Linked DNA regions of Homo sapiens: region 2 is linked to region 1. A link is an interaction called in ENCODE POLR2A ChIA-PET data of the cell type or tissue named here. Cell type or tissue: OCI-LY7. All regions are shown on one strand.

The links. Peaks named below come from ENCODE experiments on the same cell type or tissue, not always from the same donor. Only the 100,000 strongest peaks of a DNase experiment are listed, where the experiment ranks them.
Region 2: POLR2A ChIA-PET joins it to region 1 with 5 read pairs; 2 of 35 experiments call an interaction of 5 or more read pairs at or near these places.

The regions. Positions count from the first base shown.
Region 1 is chr14:53,094,056-53,096,555 of GRCh38, reverse strand. The region is part of intron 2 of DDHD1 (DDHD domain containing 1); the gene reads left to right. Among named protein-coding and RNA genes, the nearest start is that of DDHD1, 58 kb to the left of the region's middle. In OCI-LY7, no CTCF peak of the experiment used is centred here; no DNase peak of the experiment used is centred here.
Region 2 is chr14:52,170,729-52,173,228 of GRCh38, reverse strand. No RefSeq gene overlaps it. Among named protein-coding and RNA genes, the nearest start is that of LINC02319, 46 kb to the right of the region's middle. In OCI-LY7, no CTCF peak of the experiment used is centred here; a DNase peak (open chromatin) is centred at 1,108.

The DNA of each region.
Region 1 (2,500 bases):
AGTGTTGTAAAGATGGAGTTTATAAATCTCTTGGCATTTGAAAATGTTATGTTCTTTTTTAAAAATTCTTTCTATGCAAAGACATTAAACATGATAATCAGTTGTTTTTAATAAATTTAGATATTATTTGCCTTTTTTCTTTCAGTAACAGCAGCTATTTGATAAACATTATACTAATGTTTTGCTTTACTGATTCTTAGAAATCATATAAATGAAGCATTTAGAATAATGTTTTTCAAATACAACTCATTTTTTAAAGTTAATACTAGAACAAAAAGGCAAAATGGCAAATCTCATTTAAAATTTACTTTGAAGCTCAGTGTTTTTGCTTTCTTAGTTGTCTACCACCTCCCTCCCTTCTCCCTCCCTTCTCTGTTCAAATGGAGAAGATATAAGGAGAGTACAGATGCGACAGGTCTTAAACGAAAGCATTCCCAAGGTACAGTAATTGTAGTTTTATTTCTCCATGTAGTTATATTCCTGGCTTATAGTATTCAGTTGCATTTAAAGCATAGAAATTATTAGTTTTTTTTAAATGTGTCCATTGTATTAGTTTGTTTACTGCTACTTTATTATGTGTATAAATATTGGTAAACAGTGTGTATAGTCCAGTAACAGGATATTCAGATGTTCCCCAACATTAAAATGGTTTAAGATGATATATGGATGATTTAAAGAGGAAAATAATTTTTCTGGCTTAACACTCATCTCTAAATATCTTGATCTCATAGTTTAACGTTTTAAGCATCTGTTGCTCACAACTATTTTAACAAAAATGTGGTTTAGAAACATATAAGAGCTTGAAGTAGTGGCATGGATCAGATATGTAATTAGAAAAGTGATTGTTAAACCCTTGCAAAAGATTTTTTTTAGTTTATGAAAAGCTCTTTTATTTAAAAAGCTGACCTTATACATTATTTTCTTTGGAACCGAAGATATAATTTATGTTTATTATGTTAATTGAATCTTGATCTGGTGTACAGTGTTAGTAATGTGCCGTGGCAGGTAAGTAAAATATAAATTGGTTTTTCATAAACTTCTGAAGTTGCATATTTAATATAACTAAGAAGTACAATTCCTCATAATGTACTTGTATCCTAGTGGGGAATAGGTTTTCATAAAAATGTCTTATGATCATACATCTTGACCAGAGCTATATCTTTTTATATTTAGCTTGAGGTTATTTTCAGCCCATCTTTAAATCAGTAGAGTTAGACTCTGCCAGTAGCTAACTCTGTGGCAGGTCAGTTTGTCTCTTTGTACCTCTGTATTTTTGTAAGTAAAATGGGAGATAATATTTTGCCTTGAAAGAATTTTAAGAAAATAAATCAAGCATAGTGATTTGAAGGTACTTAGCTTTCTGAAGATGGGTATGTTAATTTTTCCTACCTATATACCAGAGCTATAAAGGAAAAGCTTAAGGTCCTCAAAACATAAGAATTATCAAATTATGAATTGATGGATATGTTATATCAATTTCTTCACTACTTCCACAAACATTGCTGTATTTGTGGTATGTGCCAGACACTGTGATAGGACATTCTGTTTGGTGCTAGGGATATATAAGAAATGGTCAAGACACATTCCCTGGCTCCTGGGGCTTACGAATTCCTAAAGAAAATAGGTTTGGAATTTTTTTAAGGCCTCATTTTCACCAAGCATATCCCCAGTTACAGAAATGCAGCAACCATACTGATTTTTTTTTTTTTTTTGAGACAGGATCTCTCTGTGTTGCCCAGGCTAGAGTGCAGTGGCATGATCATAGCTCATTGCAGGCTTGACCTCCTGGGCTTAAGCGATCCTCCTGCCTCAGCCTCCCAAGTAGCTGGAACCACAGGCACATATCACCAAGCCCAGCTAATTTTTTAGTTTTCTTTTTAAGAGACGGGGTCTCATTATTGTTGCCCAGGCTGCTATCAAACTCCTGGGCTCCAGTGATCCTCCTGCCTCAGCCTCCCAAGTAGCTGGAACCACAGGCACATATCACCATGCCCAGCTAATTTTTTAGTTTTCTTTTTAAGAGACGGGGTCTCATTATTGTTGCCCAGGCTGCTATCAAACTCCTGGGCTCCAGTGATCCTCCTGCCTAAGCCTCCCAGAGTGCTGGATTACAGACGTGACTGACTGCACCCAGCCAACCATACTGATTTGAACATCATGGCAGAAAAACATTTCCTTAATTTTGTATTACTAAAATATCTTTCAATTTTGGATTTCTGCTATGATGAGCAATATCCAATAATTATTGGCTTTACTATCCATTCCAAAAATACCTCATTTTCTAATAGATTATTTTTTTCCCAGTTTAAAGGTAAATTTTTTTCCCCTCTGAGTCTTATTTTGTCTAGTACTTAGTGAAATTTTTTTCTTTTTTTTTTTTAGACGGAGTCTTGCTCTGTAGCCCAGGCGGGAGTGCAGTGGCGTGATCTCGGCTCACTGCAAGCTCCGCCTCCCAGGTTCACGCCATTCTCCTGCCTCAGCCTCCTGAGTAGCTGGGACT
Region 2 (2,500 bases), 920 kb after region 1:
ACATAATGGAAAGTCAGTGAAGAAAAGTGTTAGGCAATTGTCAATGACAATATGACAGCCATGATGGAGGCTATTGATTATTTGGGAGCCACAAGCATCTGATGTGTTGGCCATAGGCTTGGTTGTGTGTTCAGACAGTGATGATAGCACAGAGTAAGGTAACAGAAGTATTAGAAGTAGACAGTGAGAGAGTGGGCCCCTTGCCTTAATCTTCATCTCAATCTACCTGAATACAAGGGATTTGGAACTGCCTTGTCTACTCATTCAACTTGTTGATTTAAGATGGAATGAAAGCTGTGCAATGTTAAAGAAGCTGTTTGAACAAAAACAAGTCTTAATACTGCTTTTCTGTGTAACATTGCCAGCCTAGTAGGACCAAAATTCACCAACTGATATGCCTAGTTTTTCTGTGAGGAACTTTTGTACCTAGAATTCATAGCTTCAGCAAATTGCCAAAAAATGTTTTCTGTTTGATTATTGCAAATAGTTGGCAGTACATGGCAATTATTTTGACAAGTTTCCATTTAAATTTTTGGCCTCTATAAGAGACTCAAAATTATAAAGTGTTTTAATTAAGGAGATTTGGAAGTTTTGCTATTTGAAGTTTTATTACTAGAAAAATTGTTAATTAGTAGAAACATTTCTCCATTTTGCTGAGACCAGCTCAGTCATGGAGACCCTAACCCAGTGGCACTAGAGAAGCTAAAGACACACACACAGAAATATTGTGTGTGGAGTGGGAAATCAGGGGCCTCACAGCCTTCAGAGCTGAGAGCCTTGAACAGAGATTTACCCACATATTTATTGACAGCAAGCCAGTGATAAACATTGTTTCCATAGATTATAGACTAACTGAAAGTATTCCTTATGGGAAATAAAGGGATGGGTGTGGCTATTTATCTGCAGCAGGAACATGTCCTTAAGGCACAGATTGCTCATGCTATTGTTTGTGGTTTAAGAACACCTTTAAGTGGTTTTCTGGCCTGGGTGGGCCAGGTGTTCCTTGTCTTAATTCCGATAAACCCACAACCTTCAATGTGGTTGTCATGGACACCATGAACCTGTCACAGTGCTGCAGAGATTTTGCTTGTTTCCAGTTTTGGGGTCCTGCTCCCAGCATGTCCCCCTTCTTTGTTTTGCAAAGTGAAACAAAGGCAGCTTTGTCACAGGAGTGTGGATCTGCATCTGCAGACTATACAAAGACAAACAACACAGATTAAAAGCACAATCATCATTGAAATCACAGAGCTTCCCAGTGTTTTTATCCATTTCAATGGGTTACTAGCTGCTAATCTGTCTGCAGCTCCTTCAAGCACTCCAGTTCCTGACATTAAGGTCAGGTGTGCCTGAGATGCTTTAAATATTTGTTCTTTTAATTTTGCAATATCCAAAGACAAGTTTGTAGAGTGTCCTTATAGATGCTTTTTTATTCTTTCCCAAATTTTGATCTTGTTAAGAGCTATTAATAGTTTCCACAAAGCCTTATGTTTAGCTCCTACAACTGGCCATATCATTTGAGGTTGAGGTGCCACTGTACTGCCATGTTTCCAGATAATAGGAACTCTTGCCATACTTCTTACCATTTCTACCATCTGACCATTTTGTTCAGACCAGCTGAACACGGTGTGGCTGTGGCATGCCGACTGAGAGGTGCAATTCAAGCTAAACATCCCCTTAGGGGGCCAATCAATAATGATTCCATAGGAATCATTGCGCAGCACCTCTGCCTGTTCTGCAATGCAATCTTCCTTAACAAGTACATTCATTTTTTCTGGCCAGGTCCAATCCTGTTTACAAATAGGTTTTTGAGGGCAGTTTGCCTTAATTGTAGGAGCAGATTCATTATGATAAATGCTGATATCAGAAAGCATGTGTAACTGTGTCATAGAGTGATTACATCCAGGCATTATTGCCAGCCAAGATTGACAAATGTGCCCAATAAGTATGATTGTTCTCTGTGTCAGTCCTTGTTGAAGGAATACTCATAGCAATGGTGATCACCAGTATCATAGCTACCATTAAATTACTCATTGTGACTGGTTGTCCCGCTTTCCTCAGGTTTTCTTCTGCCATCTGTGACAGCTTCTTGATCTGTCCCCAAGTAGGTGGCTGTGTTTGACAGGTGTTGCTTGTGACAGTTGGGGTCCTCCTGCATCAGTCTCAACATGGCTGCAACTGAGGGGTCCTTGGGATCCTCCCAAAATCTCTTCCTTGGCATCTGGCTCCTGATAAGGTTTCAGATATCTTGATGGTATCCAAATCGGCTATTGATTCAGTCCTGGAGAAACACAAGCATAACCTCTACCCCAAGTTATTATTTTACATATTTCCCAACTTTTTGTTATTGGATCTCTCCACCAAACCAGTTGTTCTGCTTCTGTCTTTGCAGCTGGTTTCTGTAGATGCTGTTCAGCTGCTGATAATATCTGGCCTTTAGGCAGGCTCAAAAAATTTAAAGTTAATAATGCTAGATTCAATTGCATATGGGGTGTCCCTTAGT